2 separate regions of the Homo sapiens genome follow, and region 2 is linked to region 1. Evidence: chromatin loops called from intact Hi-C (ENCODE). Cell type or tissue: MCF 10A. All regions are shown on one strand. Each heading gives the region's core, and the rest is flanking DNA. Links, peaks and the distances in the headings are about the cores only. Region 1 overlaps ASTN2 (astrotactin 2). Region 2 overlaps ASTN2 (astrotactin 2).

The links. A loop is a pair of places that touch in the nucleus more often than their neighbours do. Peaks named below come from ENCODE experiments on the same cell type or tissue, not always from the same donor. Only the 100,000 strongest peaks of a DNase experiment are listed, where the experiment ranks them.
Region 2: a loop joins it to region 1, with 13 times the contacts of the local background. A loop is called at or near these places in 3 of 110 quality-filtered maps.

What each region holds. Positions count from the first base shown.
Region 1 is chr9:116,412,654-116,427,906 of GRCh38, reverse strand. It overlaps ASTN2 (astrotactin 2), which reads left to right. Exons shown (of 23, transcript NM_001365068.1): 23 at 1,819-4,795. The coding sequence ends at 2,056. Among named protein-coding and RNA genes, the nearest start is that of PAPPA-AS1, 20 kb to the right of the region's middle. RefSeq lists a silencer at 4,920-5,176. In MCF 10A, for the core only: no CTCF peak of the experiment used is centred there; a DNase peak (open chromatin) is centred at 6,776.
Region 2 is chr9:116,543,324-116,558,576 of GRCh38, reverse strand. The region is part of intron 19 of ASTN2 (astrotactin 2); the gene reads left to right. ASTN2-AS1 (ASTN2 antisense RNA 1) reads right to left here. Exons shown (of 12, transcript NR_033973.1): 3 at 14,736-14,904; 4 at 12,750-12,828; 5 at 12,437-12,625; 6 at 11,878-12,028; 7 at 11,143-11,263; 8 at 10,895-11,040; 9 at 7,484-7,590; 10 at 6,375-6,467; 11 at 927-970. Among named protein-coding and RNA genes, the nearest start is that of ASTN2-AS1, 47 kb to the right of the region's middle. RefSeq lists enhancers at 7,530-7,699, 10,673-10,842, 10,953-11,247. In MCF 10A, for the core only: no CTCF peak of the experiment used is centred there; DNase peaks (open chromatin) are centred at 7,666, 9,076, 10,446 and 11,106.

The DNA of each region.
Region 1 (15,253 bases), core at 2,557-10,556:
TATTAAAGAATGAAGCCAGAACTCAAATGAGAAGGAATGGAAAAGAAACTCCTCAGGCTCCTCTTGGGGGGGGCACTTGCCCGAGGGGAAAGAGGACTGTGGATAGAGTGTGGTTATGAAGTGATGAATTCTTGGCACCTCAGGAAATATTCCACCCAAGTGGTGAACTATACAAAGAGGACTTTTTGAAAGGCACCTCATAAATTGTGCCCACAAAATGTATACACATAAGCTCGGTCCTTTTTCAGCTGCTATGCAGGTGCCTAACACAGTCTCCCATTTGTGGGGTCTGTTGTTGTAAAACTCCTTCCCTCCTGTGGTATCAGAGGGACATGGAGAGGACAGCAGGAGAGAGAACCTCTCATGTAGCCTCCCAGGGTGCCTGGCATCTTGAAGATGCTGGAATGCAGAGAAAAGTGGTTTCCACATGGAGACAGACACCTTGACACTGAAGCTGACTTGTAATGTGACCTGGGATAAAGATATTCTATTCCTTCTCTAAGCCTCAGTTTCCACATTTTTAATGAAAGTGGGTCAGACTAGGTCAGTGGTTCTCAACTTGGGTGATTTTGCCCCCAGAAGATATTTGGCAATGTCTAAAGACAGTTTCACTGGGGCAAGAGTGCTATTGAAAATTCTTCAATGTCTAAAGAATTTTCACACTTCACGACCGGGGCAAGGGTGCTACTGGCGGTAGGTGGGGCCCTGGGATGCTGCTAAATGTCCTATAGGATTGTTCCCACAACAAAAAAATATACAGCCCAGAATGTCGATAATGCCACCTTTGAAAAACCCTGGACTAGGTGATTGCAAGAATCCTTCCTGGCTTTATTTATCTGTGCAGCCATCAGATCTCTCCCAGCTCCCCTCTCTCGTGCTGGATATAGGGCTCTAGATAAGTTCTTAATGATGTCCTCCATAGTACGGAATAATTCTTGGTAAGGCTGGTCTTCAGCATAACCTTGATCCTGAGGGCGCATTCCAGCAATCCCTTATAAGAGTAGCTATCATTTATTGGAAGCTTACTCTGAGCTCTATACCAGGCATTAGGCATTTCTCTTACTTAACTTGAGGATAAGACCATCATCACTTTTTTAAAGGTGGGAAAAAATGAGACACAGAAAAGTTCTGATTTGGGGACATATATATATATATATTTGATGAAAGGGAATCACAAAGGGCAAGATTTCAAAGTTTCCAGACTGAGAGAAAAGAGTGTGAAATAGTTCATGAAGTGAGAACACAGACAGTTAGAAAGGGACTGTGGGTGGTCAGGCCTAGATTTAGATTCTTCCCAACTCCAGTGGCTGACTCGATGTTTGCCTTAGTCAAGTAATGTCATTATTCTGAGCCTTGCTTGAGCTCCTCACCCATTAAAAGGGGGTAGACAATACATTCAGGATAGTTATAAAGGCTAAATAAAAAATGTAAAATATATGTAAAATGCATACCCAGTGTCTAGCATATGGTGTCAATAACTTTTGGTTGTTCTTGTTGCTTTTTAATCATTATAATAATACCTATTTGATCAGAGTCCAAGGCTGGTCACCTTTGAACTCCTAGGGCTCCCATATCCTAGAAGTGAAAATACTAGGTTAAAGGCTCTACCTCTTTTTCATTTTTTAACACATTGCACAATTGAAGAAGATAGGTTCTAGGGCAATTTTTGAATCAGTGTTTGAAGTACCACACTCCAATCTGGAGTAGATAGGAAATGGTTGGGAGAAGTTACCATTTGTTTGTTGACATTTACTACCTCAAAGGTCTAACTCTTGATCTGGACTTCTTTAATCATGGCTGTCTCATCCTACCTTTCAGGAAGGCCCACCTGATTCTACGGCGACTGGAGAGGGTGAGTAGCCACTGCTCCAGCCTCCTGCGGAGTGCCTACATCCAGAGCCGCGTGGAAACAGTGCCCTATCTTTTCTGCCGCAGCGAGGAGGTCCGGCCTGCAGGCATGGTGTGGTATAGCATCCTCAAGGACACCAAAATCACGTGTGAGGAGAAGATGGTGTCAATGGCCCGAAACACGTACGGGGAGTCCAAGGGCCGGTGAGGGAGGGTATTGCCCTCCGTGAGCACAGAGACTCTCCATGGGAGGGGGAGCAGTATTCTCCTGGATCCTGGGGCCTGGGTGGGCTGGGGGACAGCTGAGGATGGGCCTAGCAGATGAAGCTTGCCAGCAAGGCCAAAGCAAACGGTTTCTCCTGTGGATAGTGGACAGAGACCTTTGTAACCAATGGAATTATTCATTTTTCTCTATCTTTTATTTTTTCAAAGATATTATTTGACTCTATCAAAAGTCTCTCCTTTTTAAACCTTTTCTTATGGATGGCTGTCAATCCCGAGGCAGAAGTTTTCAGGTGGAGACCAAGCGGCCTTTGCTCTTCTTCCTTCTTCCTGCCACACTCTGCTTTCTTCCTGCCATGGACCCCTGGAGGAGACCTATGGAGGGACAGTTTTGACCTGACCCCTAGAGGAGACAGTTTTGACCTCTTCAGCACCAGGAAGGAAGCTCTGAGGATGGTTGCAGTGAGGAAGCATGGGTCTTTAAGGACTTCTCTCTCTTTTTTGCTGGACATTATTGAGTTTGTGGGACCCTGCCTCTTCCTGCTACCTGTGGGTCTGCCCAGAGTCCCTGCAGGCCTGTCCATGCATTAAAAATTCCTATTGTCTCTCTTTCTGCTTGGGTGGTATTTCTTACCAAGGGAATGTGCTTGAGAGACCTCTGTTTATTCACTTATTGAGTATCTACCCTGTGCCAGTCACAGAGCATATGCAACTAAAGACAGAGAAGCTTCCTTCCCTCAGGGAACTTATTGCCCAGTGGAAATTATAGAGAAGGAGTCTGGTCATTTCAAGCTGTGCTAGAGGAAGAATGGAGGTTCTTTGCACTCACTGTTAGAGCATGAGACACACTGGAGGGCTCCTGAAATGCTTCCTTGAAAAAGTGATACCTAAACCCAAAGGATGAGTAGAAATAAGCCAGACAGAGAGGTGAAAAAGATGGGATTTGCTTGCCAGGCACAGTGGCTCATGCCTGTAATCCTAGCACTTTGGGAGGCCAGGGCAGGTGGATCACTTGAGGCCAGGAGTTTGAGACCAGCCTGGCTAATGTGGTGAAACCCCGTCTCTACTAACAATACAAAAAATAAAAAATAGCAGGGCATGGTGGCACGTGCCTGTAATCAATCCCAGCTACTTGGGAGGCTGAGGCATGAGAATTGCTTGAACCTGGGAGGCAGAGTTTGCAGTGAACTGACATGGAGCCACTGGACTCCAGCCTAGGTGACAACTTAAAAAAAAAAAAAAAGATGGAATTTGCTCCAGGAAGAAGAGATATGAACAAAAGCCCAGAGACAAGAGACAGTACACCTCTTTCAAGGACTGAAAACTTTCCTTAAGAGTAGGGATCAAAATAGGAAGTGTTAAAAGGTGAGGCTGGGAGCTTGGCAAGGCATTGGAAGCTTTGGGCAAGAAGCTTGATGCTGCCTTGAAGCATCCATGACTATTTATATGACTAAATAGTCAACTTACTCTTTAAGAAAATCATTCTCACTACAGGGTGAAGGATGGATTGGAGAAGGCCCCAAAGAGAGGGGTGCCATTGTCATTTTCCATGAAGGAGGTGATGATAGCTTAGGGGGTGACATACCAACACTGGAATCTCCCTTTATTTATCTATTTTTAAAACAGCTTTATTGAGGTATCATTGAAATATCCTTTTAAATGGTAATTGCACTGCTTCCAGTGTACCCTTCCCTGGGAGGGTAATGAGTATGAAGAGATGTTATAAATTCTTAACACCCTCATATTAGCTCAAATAAGCTACCTAGCTTGAGCAGATGGGATGTAGGTCAGGTATATCATAATGCAAAGATGACACCTGTTAAGAGAAGAGAGTGTAGCACTGTGGGGTTTCAGAAGAGGAAAAGATACTGAATATCAATAAAACATAAGCCATTCAAAATATGCCTATCCTCATTTGTGTAGTGGTGAGTAAAAAAGAAAAAAACCATGCCTACTTCTCAATTTGGCAAATGTTGATGAGATTGACAATCCCCTTCCTGATAACCTACATATTGAGCGCATTTTTTTCCCCAGGACTTCAATCCATATGGGGAAAATGGGTAACACAAAAGAAAACAAAGCAGAAAGAGATTCTTCCAACCTTGGTGCCTGGGAAGCTTCTCAACCTCTCACAATCTAAGCTCTAAGGCACTCTTTCAGGAAGTTTACTATTATTGGGTTTATGTTTCTCTAAGTATACAGGTGGAGCTTCTAAATGCCTCTCATGTATACCACTTCCTGGGTATACATGGGCCTTCAGAGAGCTATCAGTTTGCTGGGCCTGGGTCCCAAGTTTTCAGAGAGCTATCAGGTTGCTGTTGCTTTCCATTGTCTTGACCCAACCCGAGGAACAATTTAGCTCAACAGTTGCAGAAAATTACAGCACTCAATGTGCTGGTGTGGTGATCTGAGCCTGATTAAGTTTGAATCTGACAACACTGCTATTCACCAGCTATTGCCCTTAAGGGAGTAACTTGACATCAGGTTTCTCATCAACAAAGTGGAGTCAATGCTGGTCCCACCTCAAGGGGTTGTTTCCCAGCTTGAATGATAAGGGAGTTAACATGCATCCAATGCAATGTATAGTGTTTTTATTTTATTTTTTATTTTTTCTCCTGATGGAGACAATATGCATAATACTGTGAGTCTTGGGCAGACATCCAGGAAAATCTGGTTGGGAAAGACCTAGAGAATTCTGATTAAAAGAAAGAATTAATGATTTTCAGCTCTGTCAGCTATGTGAATTGTAACTAGTGTCAAAAACTTAAAGAGAAGTGGTCACCATGGTGGAATTTAATGCAATAACAAGACCCCCAAAGAGAAGTGTGTCGTTAAAAAAAAGAAACATTCTTGACCTGTAAATGAAGCTATTGGGTATGGTGCCCTGGCCTCTGCATGACCAGATTGATCCATGCACTGCCACGGAACTTGCCAGGGAAGCTCATGTCACAATATGCTGGCAAGGATGAGACTTCTCATGTAGTCTTCACCACCATATAGAGAAGTTGTGAACACACAGATGTGTGTGTTAGGGGTGCATAGGAAATCACCCCTAAATGACCTCATCCTTCTGGATGGTCAAGAATTATCTTCTCTCAGCAGGCTTCGTGATAAAGTGTGCACTACAGACAAATGCTGGTAACTACCATTTAAGGGATCCTCATACCGATGGCTCTACATACTTATCTCATTTAACCATGAGCAAAACAGTCATGTGCTATTGTGGCGATCATTTTACAATTCAAGAAACTCCGGTTTAGGCAGACTGAATAACCTGCCCCAAATCCTGTAGGTAGTAAGTGATGGTATTGAGATACTGAGATCTAAACTTGAGCAGACAAAGTAATTCCAAATGATGAGCACTGTGTATGCACACTACCTGCTAGGGCTACTAAGTGCAGTGCCTCCCTTCTCCATCTTAAGTCAAAAACTAAGTCTAACTTCCAACCAATACCAGAGTACTGATTTCCAGGTTTGGGGTACTAACATGAACAGGATCCAGCTCCTCCCCTTAAGGAACTCCCAGAATTTAGCTAACTAAATACAGCAGGATAAAATCAGACACTCTGGAGTCAAGCCAATCTGGGTTTAAATATTGGCTGTGCAATTTACAGTGAGGCAGGGCCAACCTTTAAGAGAAATTTAGGAGGCAAACTCAACAGACATTGCTAACTAATAAGCTCAGGTTAGCTGGCATTAACTTAACCTCTCTAAGCCTCACTTTTCTCATCTGTGAAAGGGATAAATATACTACTTCAAGACTGTTGGGAAGATTAAATTAGATGATGTATATAAAGCCATCGTGTACTTGAAAACAAAAGTTCTTAGTAAATAGTTATTATAATGACTGTTTTTTAAGAGATAGAGTCTCACTCTGTCACCCTAGCTAGAGTGCAGTGCAGTGGTACTAACACAGCTCATTGCAGCCTCAACCTCCCAGGTTCAAGCAATCCTCCCACCTTAGTCCCCCAAGTAGCTGAGACTACAGGCGTGCACCACCACACCCAGCTAATTTTTGTAATTTTTTGTAGTGTAATTTTTCTTCATGTTGCCCAGCCTTGTCTTGAACTCCTGAGCTCAGGCAATTCTCCCACCTCGGCCTCCCAAAGTGCTGGAATTATAGGCATGAGCCACTGTGCCAGGCCTATAATGACTTCTTTACATGAGAAAGGGTGGGTGCAATGGACTCTGCCATTGGAAGGCAAGTCATCATCAGGAAAGCCTTCATAGTCAAAGGATTTATAAGAGTTTAGTAAGTACAGTAGTAGAAAAAGGGCATGAGGGACAGAGAGACTAGCATATTGATGAAAAAGTGTGCCATATTTGAGGGATAGTGAGCAACTGGTGTGGTCAGGGAGATGGAGAATGTGTTTGGAGAAGTTGTCAGAGCCAGACCACATTGGCCATTGGAAGGCACTGGACTGAAAGCAGAGGTGTGACATGGGCAGATAAGCATTTTCAAATGCCCCTCCTGGGTGCAGAGTAGGAGAGTGGGGAGGAGAGAGTGGGAAGAAGACTAGATAGGAGACTATAGGTATTGTTTAGGAGGAAGATGAGGAAGCTTGAGCTATGGCCATTGCAATGATGAAGCTGGATCTGAGAGGTGTCAAGGAAGTTGACTCAATAGGATTTGCTAACCAAAGCCTGATGACTTGGGTTTTATCTTTCCCCACTGCTGACTGAGTGTTAGACTGGGCAGAACTAGATGGGGCATGAAGTGAATGATGAATCACATGGGTTCAACGGACAGTGTGCATGGATGAGGCATGATTTGCATCATGCAGAAACAGTCATTGGGACAGCAGAGAGCCAAGAATATAATTTAGCTTTATGTGAAAACCATTCATGGCCCTGAGTGTAATTATGCACAAATGTGCTATGACTTTCAAATGCAGGTGTGGGAACCATAGCAAGGGGCTTACGTAAGTAGTGTAGAATTTTGTGGAAGTGTAAAATACTGGACTTATAGAAATAGTGCTGAATTCCCTCCTTCTCCTCCTCTCCCTCCTCTTCCTCCTTCTCCTCCTCATCATCACTATCCTCATCCTCATCACCATCATTATTTAATTGATTGCTTACCATAAGACATATTCTTTACATAAACATCATTTCATATACTTTATAAATTATCATTTCTTTCAAAAATATGGGAAATGAACCTAAAGGAATTTAAGAAACTCTCTGGTCTCAGGCAGCTAGTATGTGGCAGAACCAAATTTCAATCCAGATCTCACTGGACTCCAGAATTTTAACTACTATGCTTTATTGTCTCCTCAGGTAGAGACCTCTGGTCTAGTCTTGCTCCTGAAGTAGAGCTGCTATGTGACCTTGAGCAAGCCGTTCACCCTCTGTGGGCCCTGGGTTATCCATGTGCCCCCACCACACTAGGGGAGATCTATGTGTCATGGATGTGAAACATTATATCAGATGATGACTCAGGTACAAAGAGCACTTTTAATCTCTCTTTTATCTTCACTACCTCCCTTTGAGATTGACAACAGCAGGATAACTGTCTCTGGCCAGTCTAGAGAGGGTCACAGCCTCAGCCAGGTTGCAGCAGAGCATGGAGACCTGGAGTTCCCTAAGTCTCAGCTTCTTCTGCAATACCACATTCCCAGCCAACTGTACTGCCCAAGAGTCAACCCCAGTCCCTGTCCTGACCACACAAACCATGGGTTGCTGATGGTTCGGTAGCCCTGGGCAGGTGACAGCCTGTTCATGCCTTGGTTTTTCTCTCTGCTACTTAAAGGAAATAGTCCTCCATAAGGTTTTTCTCAGGATTAAATGGGTCAGTTTACATTAGATACTTATAACAGCACTTGGCATGTGACATGCAGTTTACAGATGTTAATTGTTGTAATTCTTATACTCAACTCCCTACTCTTCAGACACACAAAAGTCTCAGAAATGCCTTTCGCTCATCCTCTCTCATCACTTGCATGTGTTCTCCCTCTGGTGGGAGTGGAGTTCCAGCTTGGGCAGATCCACCCTAAATGTCATCCACTGGCTTCCTGAGGCCTTTTGCCTTCTCCCAGAGGAGCTGATAACTCTTCTCTGAGGTCTCACAGTGGGGACTCCCTACTTTCATTTTAGCCCTTTCCTCACTCAATGCCATTCTTTCCCAAAGGACTATGAGCAACACAAGGGCATGGTCTGGTTAGAATTCCTTCTGAACCCTGGAGCCTTGCCCTGGACCTAGCCCATAGCTAAAACCCATTGAAATTGGGCGTCAGGGCTCAAATGAGGAAATCCTGAAGGAAGATCCCCCAGCAGCACTGTGAATGTCCAGGATCCCTCAGGAACAGTGGTCCTTCCAATTTGCGCTGTCAATGCAGCCTACAAGGGGCCTGGAGAGAAGTCCACAGCCAAACAAAACCCACGGGCTTTGTGTGGGGGTATGCTTTTTAATTGGCCTCTGCCCATAAAACTGCCAGACCCTGAAAGGCGTTCACTGTCTGTCTCCCTTTGGAAACTTTGCTCCAAGTGTTTGTACATGTTATAGCCAAAGCCAAGCTGTTCTGTTTTCCTGTTTTACAAGAGTTGGCAGCAGGGGAGGGCAAGGGGCCACAGGTGTGCTCTGCTGGACAGGGAGGCATGTATGCCTCTGTGTGTGTGTTTGTGTGTGTGTGTGTGTGTGTGTGTGTGTGTGTGAAACAGGGAGACTGGGGAGGTTGTCAGTTTAGGTAGTCACAAGCACCCCAAATGGTAATTCAGAATTCAGATTCTGGACCCAGTCCTGACACTAACAGGCTGCTGGACTCTAGTTTCTCCCTAGTCTTGCCCTCGGTGTCTCTTCATAAAGAGGTTAGCTGGACAAGAACTTCACTGAAGAATCCTTCAGCTTTACTAATTGTTTTTTCAATGTCTCGGGACTGCAACTGGAAAAGAAGAGGGTAACCAACTATATATATTTGTGGAAGAGGAGGATGTTTACAGAGCAAACTCCTGGAGGAGAAGTGTTACTTATTCTAGGAAAGTTGCTCTGACCATAGCTCCAAATTCAGGACAAGAGTTCGTCCTTTCAGTTCTCACAATCCCCACATATCTGTGATGTTCCTACTTAACCCATTGGGTTTTAATTGTGCCTTTATATATTTGTTTTCCCCTAATATATGTGAGCTCCTGGATGGGGCTATGTTTTATGTCTCCAGGGCCCATAGGTTAAACCATACAGTAGATACTCAAAAAATGTGTGCTCATACTACTCCATGCAGTTCCAAAGTCATTTTTACTTAAGTCTTCCGGAATGGGGCTCCTGATCAACACTTTGTAGTTGAGGAAATAGAGGCTGAGATATGGGTTTGTGTTCATGCAGGATCTCCAAGCCTGAGTAAACTGTGGGCTTCTTTCTTCTGAGTCCCAGACCAACTCACTTTGGAGTCTACCAAAAGGCTCATTCATGAATTTGCTAAGGAGCCACTGAGGGACTAAAGAGATGGTGGGTATAGGAACTAGAAAAGTCCAATCAAATGTAAGGCCTTAGCACTCTCCTCCTTGGTCAGAGAGGCTGATCTCTTGGGGATTCAGATTAGAAGGACAAATTTCAATAACAACCAGAGCAGCAATTGCCCTTTGTTGAACACTTTCCATAGCCAGGGTCTGTGCTAAGCATGTTGGTTGGAGTATCTCATTTACTTGTCATACATACACCATATTGTAGCTGTCAACACTTCCATTTCACAGAACAAGTCTTGAGGCTCAGGGAATTTAGGTGATTTGCCTGGAGTCATGCCATTAGGAGAAAACTAGGATGCAGTTCTCGCCTAAAACATGGTCACTCTACAGCAACATTCTCATAACTCCTCCAGAGGCCAATGCTCCCATGTTATAAATATGGAGACTGAGGGTCAGAAATGAAAAAGTACCCATCCAAGATCATAAAGGTGCCAGAACCAAGAGTAGAGTGTTTTTTTATTTTATGTCCAGTGCATTCCTGACCCCGTGGTAACCCCAGGCCCATCTGCTTTTCTGACCTTTGGGCAGTTAGAGAATAATAGGGGGAAAACCTTACCTCTTCTCAGAAATCAAGGCAAGTGCCAAGTTGGGTTAGCCTCCCCAGGCAGTTTTGTAGCACAAATACCAGCCTGGTTGCTGCAGTTCACTAGGTTTTATGATCAAGGATGACGTAGTTTCTTCACTCTCTTGCAAGCTATTCAACTCCACAGTCAACGAACAGCCTTTCTGGGGCAGAACAAGAGGCAGGTCTTAGAGGAGCTGTCTGCAAAGATCATCAAGGCTGGTCTTTTTTCTCAGAAAATAAAAGCATGACTCATTGACTGTGTAGCCCTAGGCAAATTTCTTTCCTTCTTTGGATCTTGATCTTCCATGCAATATAATTTGGGGAACTGGGTTCAAACATCCAAATGACCTGGGAGCTTGGGGAGAAATACAGATTCCTGGGCCACACTCATTGAGATTCCAATTACGTCTTGGGACTCTGTGTTTTTGCAACTTTCCCAGGGTGTCTTTGATGCATGCCATATTTGGGAATCACAAATATGGATGATTCCCAAGAGCCTTTCCAACCAGAGCACACAGAGTCTGTCCATTTACATGGAGAATACACCAAGGCCCAGTCCCCATCTTCAGATGTTGCAATAGTAGGTATGCAGCTGAAGGAATACACCCCTTTGTTGGAGTCAAGAGAATAGAGTTAAGACAAAAGGAGGTTTGCTTAGGGAGTGTTCATATAAAGGGCTGCTTTTTTTGGGAGGGGAGGATAATATGATGAGCTTTCTATCACTAGAGTTACAAGTTGACAGGCAACCAAGATGAGATGCAGGTCCTTGTTACGGGGAACAAAACACCTTCAGAAGGAGTTGTTAAGGGAGGAAGACATTCTGAAGAATAAATATTAATCTTTGGAGTCAGACAAATTGATTTCAACTCTCAGCCTCCTCAAACATGGAAACTTAGCAGACTTGGAGCTCCATTTGTTCACTGAAAAAAAAAAAAAAGGAATCACCAGATGTATCCACCTCACTCAGACATTGTAAGAAAGACACTATAAATAAATCAGAAAGGGCCTGGCATAGAATGTGACACACAGTAAGTGCTCCATAAAGGTTTGTGGTCTGCTTTTCCTTTTCTTTTTTCTTTTCTTTTTTTTTTTCTCTTGTTCATTCCATTGGCATCACTATTAGTTCCCACAAAACCTAAATCTACATTTAAGGAGAAAGAGCTTCTCACCCAACCTTATTTTCTGTTACGTAAGATGTTAGGGGTTGCACTGAAAACAAAGTCAACAAACAAAAACAGAACAGAGGATGACTATTGGGCAGCAGAGGTTTCTGTGGTTGGCTGAGGACATGGTGCACTGGGTGTGGATGAGAATTTTCTGCCCCTGTTTCTTTTAAGTTTCCAAGTGAAACTTCCAGTTGGGGATAAGCCAAGTTCAGATCCCACTCAGCACATCTGTAATTGGGTTAATAGTATTTGGACTTGTTTAATCTATTCACCTGACATCAGGGGGATGTCACAGTCATATAACTTCTCGTTATGCTGAGCTAAAATAACACAATATTTTCATGCAGCAATGACACAGGCAACAGTGGCACTGGGTTCCATACCCTCCTGCCTTATTGCATTCACACCACAGTACAGAATGGAGATTAAGCGTTGTCATGCTCTGCACTATTCATACCCTGTTCATAAGACCTTTTTGTCTTATGCCCTATACCTAAGCTGCTTCAATTTCCCTGCCTGTCCCTTGTTTTTTCGGACCTCCATACCTTATCCCATTCTGCTTCCATAGGTATGTATATTCTTGCCAGCTTTTTTCCTTCTGCCTAACTCTTGCTTTAGTGGACAGTAGCAATTTCTCTATTGGCTGCTCAGAAACAGTTATTTCTTCTGATCAATGCCTGATTCTTTTTGGAGGAAAGGAGTAGAGAACCACCTTGGCTTCACTGGGTATGATCTTGGTGGAACTTAAATCAAAGTGTTACATTCTTCCACTGCAGGCTACCTAGGCATAAGACCTGCATGTGGCCAACTAGATTCTTACTCCCAACACTCTGAATTTTGAGTAGAGTGATACAAGAAAGGAACAGCTTGAGTGTGTTGAACTGTAGAGCCTGGGTGATATTTTTTATCTCTTTTTGCTGCTAAGACCCTGGAATGATCTGGCTTCTTCAAGTCTCTTTCTCCAGCCTTCCCTCACAGGTTGAAACCTATGAGCCAAGCCCTCTCAAACACTTGTAGTAACTTTCCTTTGGGCCAAACTGTAGCTGCTTCTTGCAGCCTATGAACCATGACATATATATTCAACCATGATCTAATACAGTTTTCTTTGGGAAGCCTTCCTTGAACCCTCAGAGGTGGAGCTCATTTAGTTATTCATGACATCCCTATGGAGGACCTAATGTATACTTGGTTCTGTACTGGGTTCAGGTAATATGAAGTCTTGGTACCTGCCCTCTCCTCTGAAATTCCCAAGCACCACGGATTACCTCTATGTTAGTCCTAACTTAGCATGTTGGAAAGCCCTGTGTTTTGTGACTTATCTCCCCCGGAGTCTGTGGAGTCCACAATTACAGTGCAATGCTCCATTCACCTCCAGACATCTACTGCCAAGCATAGTGCCCAGAAAAAAAGTTGATGCAAAATAAATGTGTGTTGAACTCAGTTGACTTACTTCTGGGGACACCCTACAAAGCAGTCTCAGCCTTAAATTCAAAACTGCTTTGAGAACTAACCCAGACACTGTTGTATTTGGGAAAGCAAAGGGGAAAAATGGTTGGAAAAAAAATTGCAATGGATATGTACTTTGATTCAATGAGGCATTCTTTTGCTGTTAGCCTGTTTTTAAAAAATCACCTCCTAGCAGTAGCCATGACCCAATAATCGCTTTGGTGACTGGATGGAAAGATTTCATCTAGCGGTACTAGTAAAAATCCCAGTAAAAGGGATTCCCATTCCCTCCCTCTCTCTCTACACCCTCCTCCCTTCCCATAAGGAGCCTTAATGGACCCTCAGTGCACCTCTGACATGATGGAAACTGCAAAGAGATGGAATTTCCACACTGGACAGAGAACAGAAGAATGTTATTTTTCTCACTGCAACCTTGGAACTGGCATGCTGCCCCTGGGTGGGAAAAGAGGTGTGTGGAGAAAGGAGCTAGAGTAGGGGGGAAGGGCAGCAGAGGCTGAGATGATGGCATGCCAGGCCTCCAGATGTTTGCTCCTTGCAGATGTGTCAGTGACGATTTCACCCACACATCTGGGAGATATCACCACATTTCACATCTGGAGAGTACTTCACAGGTTACAAAGTCCTCTCACTGATGTCTCTAATTGGATTCCCATGGCAGAACAGATACTGTTGTCCCCATTTTATCAATGAGGCTCCTAGAACTGTCACTTGGCCTTGCTTGGGCGGTGATAACAATAACAATGGCAATGATAATGATTGCCAACACTAATAAAGCACTCAGTAGGTACCAGGCACTGGTCAAGCACTCTATAACCCTAACTCATTTAATCTACATGGCATGTCTTTAAGATGGACATTTTTATCCCCACACAACAATCTAATAATTTGCTTCAGATCACGCAGAGAGCCAGTGGCAAAGGTGGAGAATTCAAGCCTAGGCAGTTTTCCTTCACACTCTATGTCCTTAAGCATTATTTACTGCCTGACTGCCTGTCTGTCAAAGCTGGGAATAGAATCAAGTCTGACCCTTAATTTCATCTTGCTGCTTATAGCATTAAATAATGATAAAAGTGTGATTCTAGTTAAAAAACATTTATTCATTCATTCACACATGTGCTAGGTGACTACAGCATGCCTGGCACTGGTTTGGTCAGTGGAAACACAGAATTGAGAGAGAATAGTCTTCTATTTGGTTCTAAGTGTTACAAGCACAGTGGCCATTCTATCTCCAGCTCCTGAAATTGGGCATGGCACATCTTGGGCACTGAATAAATATGTGTTGAATGAATGGGTTGTACCTGCTCTTGAGAATCAAGACTTATAAGTGGATATATGTTCATTTTCTTATATATTATGTAAAATAGTTAGATAATATAGAGTGTTGAGACCTACAGTGTGGTCTGGAGATGGAATAGATGAGCACAAGAATGTAGTAGATTTCCTGGCACTTCCAATAGTTCAGTACACTTAAAATGGAGAGGTATTGTAAGTGGAGTAACTATCCGACAAGTCCGAACAGATAAGCAGGGATATGTTCTGAAAAGTTGGGCATTATATTTTAGAACAGGGGTCAACAAACTTATGTGTTTGTTTTTCTGTTTGTGTGTGTGTGTGTGTGTGTGTGTGTGTGTGTGTGTGTTTAGAAATGGGATTTCTCTCTTGTCCAGGCTTGAGCATAAAGGCACAATCACTGCAGCCTCAAACTCCTGGGCTCAGTTGATCCTCCTGGGCTCAGTTGATCCTCCTTCCTCAGCCTTCCAAGTACCTGGGACTAGAGTCACAAGTAGCTGGGACTACACCACCATACCTAGCTTAAACTTTGTTCTTTAAAAAGCCATGTAATAAATACTTTAGGCTTTGTGGGCCATACTGTTTCTGTTGCAGCTACAGACTTCTGCTTCACAAAAGCAGCCATAGATAGTATATAAATAAATGAGCATAGCTGTGGTCCATCAAAACTTTATTTATGAAAATAGGCAGAGGTCCAGATTTGGTATGTAGCGCATGGCACCATTGATGCAGCATGATCAGATTAGGTTTCCTTTCTTCATTCACTTCATAAGTATTTACTGAATACCTACTATGTACCACGTATAGTAGCAATTGCTTTATTTTTGTTGCGTACAATCCTGTGAGGCAGAAAAAATCAGTTACAGCAGCCTGGCAAGTACTGTGATGAATGGAAACAAAGGGAGTCATGAGGTCACAGAGAGGGGCCCCTACCTTAAAATTTGGAAGGGTGAACACATCTCACCCTTCTCCAAGGAAGAAATATTTGAACTCCAGCCTAAAGGATGAATAAGGCTAGATGATGAAAATGAAAGAATGTTCCAGATATATAAACGCTGGGGAGTGATAGAGAACTTGCAAGGTTAGTGAGCCTAGAAGAAATTCAGCATACCTGGGGCACAGATTGTAAAAGGAAGAATGGCAGGAATGGAGGCTGAATATTATCAGTCATATCAGTGCTACCCAATAAAAACAAAGTGTGAGCTACATGTGTAATTTAAAATTTTCTGATAGCCACATT
Region 2 (15,253 bases), core at 4,563-12,562, 130 kb before region 1:
ACTTCCTGGGCCAAAGCAATGCCAAGTCATTGGCCTGTGGCTGTGCAGTGTCATCTTGCTGAGAAATGGCCCATGTCCTTCCATAAGCTCTCTTGGTCCCCAGAGGAAAAGGGAACCCTGTTATGTAATTCTGGCTCAGTCACTCACTGACTGCACTACCTTAAGCAAATCACTTTTTTCTTTTTCTCTTCAGTGCAGTTAAAAAAAAAAAAAGTAGTGACCATACTTGTCTTGCAGAGGTATGGAGAGAATCAGAGACAGAAAATGTAAAGGGTCTAGAGTAGATTCTGTCATATTAGTAAGCCCTCCTAAGTAGAAGCTGCTACTACTGCTGCTGTTTGTATTGTTATCTTATCTGAAAGTCTCCAGCTTGTCTGCAACATCACAGCTGAATTTTGGGACTCAAGATGGGGTGGGGGCTGTGTGCTGACATTAGTCTGAGAGTACTGTGTGGACAGGGACTCTGCCCTTCATCTCAGCACCCATGATATAGGATATGGTCCATAGTGGGATCACAGTACTCATTTGCTGAAAGAAAAGACTGATCAACAGGGTGGACATGGTCATTCTATTTCTATGCTTATAGCTCTGTAATGGGACTAGTGCAAAAAACAAAAATCGAACAATGTATATTCAATTACAGTCTCTTAGAACTGGGCAGTGCTTGAAGCAAATGCAAGTTCAGAGCTGTTGAAAACCCCAAGAACCACATGAGAGGTCTATGTTTGCTTGTTTGTTATGAAGTTTTATTTGTTTGTACTATCACTCTGCCTCTTTCATCCTGAGGGTTTATAATTGCTCAAAGACAGAAGATATTACATTCTTTATATACACGTAGGAAAAAGGTATGGAAATTACATGCCACAATGTCAAAAGAGTTTTTTTGAAGATCTTCCAAATTATAGTACTTTCACTTCTGTACCAACCTGTGGTTCCTTTAAGGACAATTTCCAAGCAGCCATGTCTCCATCTAAATTGAGAGCAAGAAGGACACATAAAGAAACTCGTGGCCATCCATCTCTTGGCATTTAGGAAGGGCCATAAAAGGGAAGGGAAATATTATTTATAGGCTTCTATTACCTGCTACATATCATGCTGTGTGCTATAAATACTTTCATTTAATCCAAGAATACTGCAAAAATTAGACACTTTCATTTAACTCAAGAATACTGAAAAGTTAGGCATCTCTCTTCCCATTTTACAAAAAAGAGACTGAGATATAGAAAAATTAAATATGTTCTCCCAAATAACATATCTAGGAAGTTGTAGTGATGTACTCTCAAAATTCTGTACTTTTAACCACTATATCACTGAATTTTTTCTTTTCTTTTTTTTTTTTTTTTTTTTTTTTTTGAGACAGAGTCTCGCTCTGTTGCCCAGGCTGGAGCACAGTGGCATGATATCAGCTCACTGCAAGTTCCACCTCCCAGGTTCACGCCATTCTCCTGCCTCAGCCTCCCGAGTAGCTGGGACTACAGGCACCCGCCACCACGCCCGGCTAATATTTTTGTATTTTTTTAGTAGAGGCGGGGTTTCACCATGTTAGCCAGATGGTCTCGATCTCCTAACCTCGTGGTCCACCTGCCTCGGCCTCCCAATATATCATGGAGTTTAACAACACTTAGTTAAACCCAGTAGTAAACATATTAACATACCTCTCCATCTACATTTTTTCTGTATCTATGTATTCTACATAAATAATATAATGTACACATATATGTGTGTGCGTACATATATACTAATGACTTCAGCTTTCTAGGTGTTTACAGAAAAACAAGTGGATAAAGTGGGTAGAAAATTACTTCAATATGTGGGTCTGGTCATAGATTTATATTTGCTTATAAAAGAGTTATGGGGTTAAACTTAGGGACATTAGGGTCACTAAAGTCTTAGAAAGCTAGAGCTAGAAGGAATATTGGTCATCGTCAAATTGAGTCATTGTCAACCTCTTTTCACTTTCTCTCTCTCTATTTCAGCAGAACTGTTTGTTCCAACACAATTTTAGAAAATTCCGATGTATGAAACAAAATAAAAACAGGTGGCTTAGAGATCTGGTTGAAGCCTCCTTCTCAACAGCCTCTGGGGACTTTTATTTTATTTAATTATTTACGAAAAATTAAGTGGAGTCTGGCTGTGTTGCCCAGGCTGCTCAAACTCCTGGTCTCAAGCAATCCTCTCACCTCAGCCTCCCAAAGGGCTGGGATGAGCTACCATGTCCAGCCCTCTGGGCACTTTTAAAGAGCCCTACAGCTTAAAAACCATGGATGTAGGACCTCTCCTCCACCCCAACTTTTGTCACCAGTGAGGAAACTCAAGACAAAGAAGTATAAATAAAATTTTCCCAGTCTCTTGGAAGCTTTTTACCAAAGGTGAGGTAGGACTTGAGCACTCAACTCAGAGCACTCCTCGTGCTTCATTCCAATTATTTATTCATATTTTTATCTTTCCTGCTGGAAGATGAAGTACGTGGAGGGCAGGGACAGTGTCTGAACTGTTCTCCACTGTATCCTCAGTACATAGCACAGAGCCATGTACATGGTAAGTGTTGAATGCAGTGCTGTTGAAGAGAGGATTGGATGGATGAATGCCAATTATTTTTGCCCAGTCTGGTGCTGCCATGCTGTGAGTTGATGATGCATGCAAATGATGGGTCAGTATACTCACACATGTGCATCCCAGAACTAGCAGCCTCTAACCCAAGACGCTAATTATCCTGAATAATTATCTCTCCCTCTCTGCACCTCTGCACCCCGAGGCCTATCCTCAGTCCACAGCCAGCAGCTCTTGTCACTCAGCTGTCAGATGCAGGGTTGTGTGTGTGTGTGGTTTTTTTTGTTTGTTTGTTTAGTTCAGCTGACCCCATTTATTGTTCAGTGAATGTTAAATCCATGGAAAAATCCATCATCCTTTCCTTCCTTCTCCAGAGCTGGGATATCCTCCTTTCTGTCAGTGACTTCAGAGCACTATCCAATAGCTTTCCCAGAGGTCAGCTTCAGCCAGAGGTCTTCTGTGAGCTCTGATGGCCTGGGGTGGGGACGGGGTGGGGAGGTGGACCGCACAGAGTCGGGAGAGGAAAGCCCATTCCCATTCACTTAAACCCATTCTCTACAGTTTAGGGTTGTCCTGGTTTCACCTTCCTGCTCTGCTATATTTCAAACTGAGAGTGGGGACAGAGCAGGGGAAGAGGCCTGAATCCGGGCCCCTAGCTCACTTTGGCTCAGAGATCTCAGCAGCGCGAAAGTGGGCCAGCCTGTGCAGCTGGCCTTGTCTCTCTTCTTGGCCAGGGAGCAGAGAGGCGCAGACTGGGGGAGCTCGAAGAACACATAGGCCCTCAGCCTCTTGCTGGGGTGGCCTCTGGGCAGTGTGGGCTGTTTTCTGTGGCCTCTAAAGTTAAAGGGCACTTTAGCCTTTTCAGTCTCTATAGACCCGTTTTTCTCTCTTACAAGCACCAATTAAAGATAATAGTTGCTCATGAATATCTGGGTATCACTTTATACAAACTAATTTTCCCAGAAGCTGTCATGAAAACTGAAGTTCATTTAATCTCCATTAGAATGTTCTGGCTGGCAGTTTCAGGGTTTGCAGTGCACAGATAATCTCACAGTTTCCCTCCTCGAAAGACCCTGGAAAATCAACAAGCACAGTGTCTCCTGCATCTCATCTGAGCATCACCTTCACAATTTTGCCATACCTGGGATATTATTAACTTAATGTGTTTTTCTTGAAATTGACTCATTTCTTTCTTTTCTTCTTTCTTTTTTTATTTTTGGTTAAAATCAATGATTTCAAAATGGAAATATGTAACACTACTGGTAAATGGAAAACCAGGATTACATGCCATAAATAGAAGATAACTCTAAAAATCAATACAGTGAAAACAAAAGAATTTTATAAAATTCTAGACAGATACTGTTGCCTCTGGAATGTTCTGAGCCAGAGCCTTGGTCTCTCTCTTCTAAAAAAGGGAGGCTGGCGAATGTTACAGAGGTGTCAAGGACATATTAGCACTAAAACAAGCCATCCTTCATGACTTAATTTGAAGCACTATAAGAAAATTAGAAAGTGTGGGAGGCTTCCTTTGCATTAAATGATTTGATTCTGATGTGTTCCACACTTTCGTAAATACCATGTAACACAATAGAATGATTTTTACTATGGAAAGGACCGGCTTCTGATCACAGCAAACCTGTGACAATGATAGGACTAGACTCTTGACACCAGATCCCAAAGTGGGTCCTCCCTGTCTTCTTAACATCCACCAAGTTGCCTCTTTGAAGGAAACAATTCACCTTCCACGTATAGGGTCTCATAGGTAAGGATTTTCTTGAGAAAAATATTATACATATTTTTCACAGCAACACTGTGTCTCTGTGGTATCATTACGAGAGATAATACATATTCAGCATTCTATCTACCACTGCATATTTTTCCATCATACATAAGAAGGACATGAGAGTTAAGTGAACTAATGTAACTACTATAGTGATAAAGTGATTAGGTAATCTGTGCTAAATTATAAAAACTAAAAAGTAAATAAGTCACAGGCATGTTGAACTTTGACTGTGGGTAGCTTGTTCATTTATTCATTTATTCATACATTCATTCATTCGTTCATTCGTTCAATGCTCACTGAACAACTTACACCTTTAGATGCATCCACCCATAGCTAATAGAAGACCCTTTGGAGGCTGATATCTTGTCCTTCCATAGCAGTTTTCTAAAACTTCAATTTTTGCCTAAGGTCAGAAAGTCAAAAGACAGGTTCACCCCAAATTTGACTTTCCCAGACTGTCTAAGAGAGGGAAAAGAGGCTATAACCTTTGTTGAGTACTGGCAATGTGGCTAGGTGTGCTAGGTAAGTGCTGTGGTCCCTACCTCATGCATGGAAAAGTGGAGGCCCAGCTGAAGTGATTTATCCATCACACCAGCCTAGGAAGGTAAAAGTTCGACTTGGGCTCAAGTCTTCCTGATCCCCAAGCCAATGCACTTTCTGCTACATCTCAGAGCTACATGCTTATAAACATTTTGAGAGTGGAATATTTTTCTCACATTTGTTTTCTGTTCCATTGCAAAGCCTAACACTGTCCTGGACACATCGTTTCTGTGCAGAAAATATCTGCCGAGGATAACAGTGACATAACAGAGGAAGGGAAATTGAAGTTCAGAAGAGAAAAGTTAAGGAAAACAAGCAGTGACCACTGGGCCAGTACTCTCTGGACTTCCCTCCCTCCGCTAGGGCTCTTTAGAGGTGAATGCCATAAACATCTAAAGTTGCACCTTTTTATTATTTTTAATTTGGAAACTAAAATGAAGTGAGGTCCGAGTGATTATCGACCATTCTTGTTTTAGAGTCAAAGGTAGACTTTCTGGCTTCTTCCCTGGCACGTCTGCAGGTCCACAGAATCTTCCTCAAACCAGCAAACCATTAAAAAAAGAAGAAGAAAGAGGAGGAAGGGGGAACTTGCTCTTAAGGAGGAGATTTTGCCTAAGCCTAACTCAGACATCTTTTAAGATATGCAGCCAGGGGAAGCCTTCAATTCTCTGTCTTACCTGGCCTCATCCTCTGATGCTGCCTGAACTTTCTCTGTAGTGAGTCTTTTCACCTTCAGTCCTGCTAGCCAACCTTGCTGCAACCTTTCCCATTCTCTTCATCACACTAATAATTTAATGGATTTCCACTGTAAGCCATAAAATCCCAAGAAAAGCCCTTGACTGCCCTGCAGAGGTTGTGCACGTCCACTGACTGTGCCCATGCAGCTTAGATCAGAGTGTCTGGCCCCAAACCTCATCCCTGGTGATGCCAAGTTTTAGGGCACCAGGCCTTGGGATCTTTATTTTTGCTTTGACTCCTGAGTTGGGCTTTTTACCCCAGAACACATAGCAGAGTCATCTAGCTGGTGGAGTACTGGGAGGAGAGTCAGGAATCAAGGGTTCAAATCCCAGTTCCACTGTGACTTGATATATGAGCTCTGATAAGTCTCTCCTTCTCTCCTTTCAAAATAATGTGTGTGGACTAGCTCAGCAGTTTTCAAAATGATGTTATTAGACTGTAGGCATACTTTGAGGCACCCCAGGAATCACTGAGAGAGGCAAATTCTAGTGGATGAGAGCTTGAGCCTACTAAGTTCCTGCTACTAGCAGAATGTTTTACCTTTACCTGTTGAGTTTTCCCATGAGATTTTATTAGGAATAAATAGTTCTATGTTTAAATAAAAGAGTATGAAAAACACTTATCCCCCTTAACTCTGACACCAATTTTCTCAAAGAAAATAAATAAAATGAGCAAAACACATTATTTTCCCAGTGATATGCCCTTTCTATGTAACAGATATGAGGCATGGGAAGGAAGTTAACTAAAAAAACACCTTACTCACCTCTCTGTGCTTTCACACATCCCATGAAGAAGGAGTTGTAGAGTCTTTAGTGTTAGGAGAGTGCTGTGTGCCAACTTTGGTCTCTGTGAGCTACTAGAAGAAGGAAGCAAAGTCTTCATGGATGCCTTTGCTTTATCTGAAAATTATTGCAATTAAGTATATGTATATGTGTATGTATATGTATATGTGTATGTATATGTATATGTATATGTGGCAGGCTACTTCAGAATCTTTTGGACATATCATTATGGATAGAGCTACAAATTTGGCTAGATAGCATTTTCCTTTTCTCTACCTCCCCTACAATTCTTCACAGTTCTTCCTATTTCCTGAGAATCTGAGACTAAAAGTTCCTGCTCCCGCACTCTCCAGCTTGATTTCTTACCCTCTCATACTGTCTTTTCTAGCCTTATTGAACTACAGTGTTTTTGGGAGAAATGAAGACTAAACTAGAATGATGGCAGTGAGGATGGAGGTACTGAGAGGTGGGATCCATGGGTTATGAGTGATGTGTGTTTGTGTTGTAGGGGGTGCTGGAGGAAAAGACAGTGGGCAGAGCGGATATAGGCACAGAGGGTTTAACCAAGACCACTGACTCTGAATGTTGGGGCCAGTCCCCCAAATGGGAAAGATTGGAGGAGAAGCAATTCCAGAGGAAAGGAAATACAGTAACTGATAGAACTGAGTCCCAAGGAGTCAGGAAGGGCAGGAGCTGGTTTTATAGAGGTTGAAGGTTGCTGTTACTCTCTCAAACATCCCTCTCCTAGTCTATACGGCCCAGATGAAACAGGACAGGAAGAAATTATGGGTGATGGCAGAATAAAGGGAATGGGATATGCACATTGATTTTCTCAGTGTTCTCAGTAAAAGGTAATTCTGAAGGAGGGGTAGACCAGGCTGAGAGGAGAGAGATAAGATTTAGATTAGGGAACAGGCTAAAGCATTTTGCAACATGTGATTCATTTATATCAGAATCATCAGGGAGTGCATGCTGATTAATGCAAATGACTAGGTTGGCCCCAAAATGACTGAACCAGAATTTCTGGGAATTTTTATTTTTTTACACTCTCCCCAGGTGATTTTTATGTCTACTAATATTTGAGACTCACCCTGATTGAGAATCTCTCTGGGATGTTGAAACCAACTGATTGTTTTCACCAAGGGTCTCCCAGGCCCTTTGAATGCCCCTTCTCTCCTGGCTCCACATCCTGGCTTCCTGTGAAAGGCAGAGCAGACAGGGTTTCCCTGAGTACATGCGGCTTCCTTTAGGCTGACAGTTGGGTTGCATTGTGCCAAAAGGCTGACATCTATTCATAACGGGAGCCAAGACTGCTTCCTCTCCTAGCAGGCAGCAGAGTCTTACAGCAAGGCCTCTAAAGGGCAGGAGAGTTTAAGCCCTAACTTTACCTTGTCCCAACCCACCTGCATCAGGTTGGATCTTTCTGCATTTGTCAGGGACAGGAATTCCTGCCTATCTCTCAGGGATATTAGGAGGAGGGAATGAGTTTTTGAGTGTTAAAGTTGCTGTAGATCTGCCAGCCTTCATTTCTTTCACGAGTAAAAGAGCAGAACAACATCCTTATATTGCAGCACTGTTGGACGCATTCTTATTTTCTCTCCCTTTTCCTCTCCCAATCCCCACCTTGCCCACACTGTTTTCAGAGAGCAACTGAGCTTCAGTTGAGTAATGTAAGCTACATTTTCTGAAGACCACTCCAGGCCAGACCCAGCACAGGATCCCATAGGGAATCCCATAGGTGACTCATGACAACAGCAAAGTAACTGTTTTTTAAAGCTGGCACTATGTTCCAGATACTCCTCCTGTATTATTGCTAGTAATACTTAAAACTATAATACAGGGTAAAATTGACAGGTTTATATTGCAGATGAAGATACTGTGCTTTGAAGCAGACAGATAGCAGGTGGTGGAAGCTAGATTGAAACCCAGATCTGTCACAGTTCACAGTTTATGCCCAGAGACGTTATATGGATGTAAATCTGGTCACGTAGAACTTCCAATTTTGTGGTCTGAGATAAAAGAGTCAGAGTGCTAAGTATTACAGGGGACAGACTGAACACTTGATGTGGAGTTGTAGAAGAGAGAGAATGATTTTGACTGTAGTGATAAGAGAAAGCCATTTGGAAAGATGGAATTAAAGCAGGGACATTTCATGTGGGATTTTTGTGTGTTTGTGGGATTTGAAAGATGCCTGTGGGTTCCATTGCGTAGGAGAGTGAGCACATCATAAGCAAAGGTGAGGAGTAGTAAATGTCTTAAGGTTGGTAATTGTGGTTTTTGCCATTACTTTTAATAAATGGCTTTATGGGTAGTGTAGAAAGCATGGAGGGGAACCATGAGTAGAGAGATATTACAGGGCCAGACTTGGGAGGCCTCAGATGCCATGTGAGGCAGGGTATCTGTGGGGAAGGGCACTCCAGTGGAAATGGGCATCAAACAAAGGCCTGGAGGCAGGAAAGGGCTGGCCGCTTTGGGAGTCATCTTGCTGTTCAGCATGTTGGGAGTACAGGGTCTGCTGCCCCATTTGTTTCCTACACCTAACCAGAATCGTTTCATAAAGGTTGCAGGGCCCTCTGGGCTGGGATCACCTTGCAAAAGAGCATCTATCCTGCCTCCTGCCTGGATTGAGCAAGAGGCTGGAAACAGGGTGAGGAAGTAGCAGCTGTGAGTCAGACCGTCCCCACGCAGGCTCCAGCCCTGGGCCTGGGGCCCCAGCTGGGATCAGAGCTCTTGCCCGGGTTGCAATTGCCAAATACGAACTGTACAGCCAAGTGTGGCTCAGAGCTGCCCTGACTCACAGGGTACTATCCGAGTTGCTCGTGCCTCAGTTGTGGCTTTTATTTCTTTTTGTCCCTCTACGTTTTACCCCTTTCTCTTCCCTGACCTCCCATTCCTTTCTTTTACTTCCTTCTGTTTTTTTTTTTTCATTTTTTATTTGCCCTTTTTTGCATTTCCTTCTTTCTTTATTTTCAGCTTCCTCCTCCTCCTCCTCTGATCTTTTTATTACTGACATTTTTGTGGTTTGCTTCAGATGACACAGGTTCTAGACCAGGCCACCAGCCGCTCATTATGTGGTTTTAAACTCATCCCTTAGTTTGGGGCCCCAATTTTCCCATCTGTCCAATGAGACAACTTAATTTGATGATACTTTAAAGACCAAAACCCATCAGAATTTCTCCTTCTAGAAGTCTCTGTTTCTTACTCCTTTATCTCTTTGATAGAATCCTTAAATGCAAAAGCTTACAGGGATCTCAGCATTTATTTAGGGTCATGGATCTAGACCCTGGTTGCCTACAGGAATCACCTATTGAGCTTCTGAAAAGTACTGCTGCCCAGACCCCTATACCAAGCCAGTTCAATGGTAATTTATGGGGATGGGGCACAGGTGTTCATTTTTAAAACCTTCCCCAGGCCGGGCACAGTGGCTAACACCTATAATCCCAGCACTTTGGGAGGCTGAGGCCGGTGGATCACCTGAGGTCAGGAGTTCGAGACCAACCTGGCCAACATGGTGAAACCCCATATCTACTAAAAGTACCAAAAATTAGCCGAGCATAGTGGGGGGCACCTGTAATCCCAGATACTCAGGAGGCTGAGACAGGAGAATCACTTGAACCCAGGAGGCAGAGGTTGCAATGAGCTGAGATCACGCCATGGCACTCCAGCCTGGGCAACAAGAGTGAAACTCAGTCTCAAAAAATCAAAACAACAACAACAAAACCCTCCCCCAGGTCATTCTCATATGCAGCCAGGGTAAAGAATTACTGACATAGAAGCAGCTGCCGTTTAGTAAAGGTAGAGAGACAGAGGCACTGAGGCCTGGAGCTGGTCAGGGTCATGTCCAGAGTCATGCTGTGAGTCAGTACAGACAGAACCAGAACCAAGCCTCCTGCCATCTCTGTCCCCTTGGCCTCGACTTTGAATCACCTTAAGCAAATGCCACGGCCTCTGATGGAGCCAGGCAGGAGGGCAGCCTCCTGACTGCCAGAGCCTGGCTTAGAGGCAAGGCCCAGACACAGCCCCATTAAGCCAGGCAGTGCCTTACGGGAATCGCTCCTGGCTCCGGCTTAGAAAACAGAGTGCTTTGGTTTTCTTTGGCTGCATCCTGGGGTGGGGGAGCTAAGAGGAGAGCACCTGAGGACGCAGGTTTGCTGCTTTTCTCCTAGGCAAAGTGGGGCTGCCAGAGGCAAGGAGTGGAGACAGGTGGGCAGGGTGTGTGGGGGTGAGTTGGGAGTGTATGCCTCCCGCAGCTGCTGCCTCAGACAGCCTGCCTGAGAATGCACCCCACGCAGAGGCTGATGCCTGGAGGGGAGGGAATGGGACACAGAACCTCAGCTTGGGGGGCAGCTCAGGTAAACCGGGCGCCTTGACCTGCCTGCAAATAGACCCTCTCAGGTGTATGTGAGCTCCAAGCCCTCCTCTCAGACACTGGTTATAGTGGAAAGAGACCTTGGTTGGGATCTTAGTTATAGCTGCTGTTTATTGAGAGATCTCCACCTACCAGGCACTGCGATAAGTTCTTTAACTTTCTGTATAACTGATACAGGTTCTTCACAGCTCTCTGGGGTAAAAATGATTGGTTTGCCCACTTCACAGATAAGGAAGTAGGATTGGAAAGATGAAGTCCACCACCGCAGGTACATAGCCCTGAAGGCACAGAGGAGATCAGAATCAAACTCAATTCAGCCTGATTCCAAAGTTCAGCCTCTTAGCCATTACACAACACTGTTTTTGTATGAATCAGCAGACCTGAGTTTGACTCTCCACTACTTTTATGTCAGGCCATGTGACTTTAGACAGTTTAATTGATCTCTCTGGACCTCAGTTTCCTCCTCTGTAAATTGATGCTTGTCTTGCCAATTTCACATGACTGGTGTGGGTATCAAATAAAAGTTGGACACGAAACAGGTTAGTAAACAACAGAGGGATATACAAATCTAAGAGATTATTGCTGTTATCACCAAACACAGCTGCATCCACACATGGGGAACCACCATCCCATATACATCTGTCCACCCTTGTGACCTTGGTCTTCTCTGGAAACCTCTTTGGTTCTTAAGTACTCAGGTGGAGGAGTGGAAGGGGAGGGAGAAAAAAATAAGAACCTGTTTATAAAACACTTCACATTTCCCAGATGAAAGCTGCTAGATAAATATCACACCACCACATAAATAAAACATAAATGAAATAATATTATTCCTACCCCCTCCAGCCGGCGTGCCTGCAGACACTCTCATAGAAGCTGCGGGCAGCTGGGTAAAGTACAAAGAGGGCTTTGGAGTCAGTGACAAGAGTTCAACGCCTGCTCCCTCAATGTATTGATTGCATGACCTGGGAGCTGGTTACTTGGACTCTCAGAGTCGCAGTTTTCTCATCAGAGAGTTGGAAATTTAGTAAAAAGTCTGTTACCTGGTTGCTATAATCATTAAACAAGCTCCTGTGCATATCTCTGGTATAGGACTCATGACCCTAGATGCTATTTACCTCTTTATATACTTGATTTCCCCATTCTATTATAATGTTCCAAGAGGCAATAGCTGTGTTGCATTTTGATATGATGGTACAGGTGTATGCTCCATAAATGCCAAGTCCCTTTCTTCTGCAGTTCTCTCAATGTCACTCCATCTTCACACTCCTAGGACAGAATTCAGACCCATGCCTATCTCTTAACTCAATACATTACTCAACTGGAACAGAAAGGGTAGAACTCATAGCCCCTGACTCACTAAGGTATCCAGGCTCTGCTACTTATCAGTTGTTCAACATTGGGCAAGTCAGCTTACATCTCTGAGACTCAGTTTCTCCATTTCTGAAATGGGGACAATGTCCCTCCTACCCTATCTAGATGCTTGCTGGGAGGGTTAAATATGATACTGGCAGTGTAAATGCTGTGAAAACCATAAGGAATGTCATCTGTAATGGGAACTCATTGTATACCAAACTGGTATATTGGATTTTCACGTCATTTCTATGAGGCTCTGAATACCCAACTTCTGCAGTCCTTTTGCCCCATCATCTAATACTCAGTATCTTCAGTTTTTACCTTTGGATCAGAAGACTCAGGTTGTCTCCTCCATCCCTGCTCTTCCCGAGGCACTCTCATCTTTATCTCCTCCCTGTCTTCTCCTATAACTGCAGTCAGGGAAGCTGCAACACTGTTCACTTGGAAGTCAGGAGACCAGAAGTGAAGTCTGGGCCTTGAGTCTGATATCCCACTCTGGAACTCAACTTCCTTTAGTGTAAAATGAAGAGTCCATATGACAATAATCATCAGTTCTCACATTGTTAGCACTTTTTTCCTTCATGATTTCACAGGGACTCAGAGAGATGCAAATGACTTTCCCAAGGCCACTCACCAACCAAGGTCTATTTAGATGCTAGAATTGTGTTTCATCTCTTCATCCTCAATGCCCAGCTCAGTGCCTGGCTTGTACCCTATATTCAGAAAATGTTTGTTGAATGAATTTTGACACTGAAAAAAATATGAATTTTCTTATTTTTTTTCTGCTAAAAATTGGTCATGAAAACATTGGATTTTAAGAAAGAATGGATTTGTTTCTAAAACTTCTTAAACTATTGCTTTCAAATAAGTTTTTCTGCAAGCTTAAGGAAACTGTGGTTAGACCTCAGGGGATGACAAGCTATACAATGAAATTGCTTAATGGAGTAGGGTGTGTAAGCCCCAATCTCGTCGGTTTCCCTGTGGGATATATGTGTAAGGTTTCTTGGAAAGGTGGATTCTACTGCTTTGAAAATGTTTGAAAAATGACTGCTTTAAGGAAATGAAAAAGAATTGAATATTCCCAAATGAAGCATTTTGTATAGAATGGTGGGTACATGTGGAGACTCCAATCCACAGTTCATTTTCCAATTTTGAGAACAACACATTTTAGGACCATGTGTAATTACAGAAAACCACTGGCACCCAGCCCCATCTAGGGGCTGAAACTCCAGGCCCTCTCAAACTCTATTTTCTTGAGGCAAGCCAATGGCCCCAGGCAGGCGGACCCCCATGCCAAGTCTGGCATCCCTGGCTCTGCATTGGCACATCTGGGCACTTGGACTGACTCTAGGCCAGCAGTTGCTGGTGCAGTCCAAGAACATCTCTGGGAAGCTGGCTGGGAAGCTGGAAGGAACTGTCCCAAGGCTGAGGAGGAGCCGGGCCTGTCCATGTTTTCTAAGGCATACAGGGGAGCAGGTAGCTGGGCCAGGAGCAGGCCATTGGCACTCTCACCAAGGGTCTTCTGGCTCAGATTCCAAAATGAGCTAGGCAGAATGTTTCTGCAGCTGGGAATAAGGGGGAATCCCTATGAGGCCTTTTTATGCTTCATGACTTTTTATGTCCTTAAAACAGCCACAAAAATCTCTCTCAGCTTCATCTTTGCCTTGTTTCCCACCGATTTGGCTTCTGAAAAACTGCTGTTGTGTTTGCTCCTGTGGTCTAGAGGCCTGGCCCCTAGCGCCTAATCCAAAGTGTGACCTTTGGTGTCAAAAGTATGAGGTCTGTATGTCCTTAACTTTGTTCCAGTGTAAACTTCTGATGCCCCCAAAGAACCAATCCATCAAATAACTCATGAATAAAAATATGTAACTGTCAGAAATGTGATGGAACTGTCAAAAGCACGTGACATCTACATAAATAGAAGAACCCAAATCATCCTTTCCTCTTTTTCTGGCATGGGGAAACATAGCAAATAACTGCTAAAAATTTTAAAGGAGCAAAGGTGGAGCATTTCAGGGAAAGACCTACTACTATCATGTCTAAGACACCTTGTGTTCTTTGTGAATGGTGATTTTCGATGCAAAACATCTTTTTTTGGTGAGGTGGAATGGAGGATGGGGACTGCTGTCACAAGATGAGTCACTTGATTAGACATGGAGGGTTTCTGGGTTGCTCCTATCTCCTCCCCCAAATATCTGGGGACACTCCATTTTTCATCCAAATACCTCATTTCTCCCCAGACACTGCATATTCCTTAGTATGACTGTCTCAGTGCAAATTTCAGGGCTGATTCATCATAGAATACTAGTATGTCAGCCACTAAGTGCCCTTGGAGAGTTTTGAGTGTAACCCCTGAATTTGCAGAGAAGGTCGTTTTGGCAGTCGATTCCCAAGTGTTTCTGCAGGGAATTTGGACATTGCTAACTCATTTTCTGTTCTCTGTGTTAGAACTAGACAATGTTATGTTCTAATAGGAGAAAAGACAGTGAAGGGTTTAGTCATCTACTCCCGGTCACATAGGCTTTGTGAGGGGCAGTAACGAATTCTGAACTTCACGTTCTCATCAGTGTTTGTCCACTGGGCCCTGTAGCTCAGCAGAAGATACCAACAGGAACCTCACAAGCGTCATCCTGATGTCACAAGTAGTTCTGGGGCCAGCGGGTTTGTCAGTGAGGTCCCAGCAAGGAGCTGAGAAGCATCTATCAGCTCCAAATTCACATGAGAGGAAAACAAAATTCCATCATAATGTTGACCATCTGTGGATGAGGACGACTTTTCAAAAGAGGCCACTGGAGAGAGGGACAAGGAAAATAAAGACTATTATCTTAAGGGATTATAATTTGAAAGGGATCACTGGTTCAACTGAACAACACAGGATATGGCACAGCAGTGAGTTATTTTACCTTGTGGAACTCCTGTTTTTTAATGAATGTTAAACTTTTTTTATGGCAATCTGTTGCAAAACTACTGTACACCATGATCAACAACAGTGTGTATTAGACTGACAATTTTTTTTTTTTTTTTGAGACAGGGTGTCACTCTGTTGCCCAGGCTAGAGTGCAGTGGTAAAATGATGGATCATTGCAGCCTCAGCCTCCCTAGGCTTGGGTGATCCTCCCACCTCAGCCTTCAGAATAG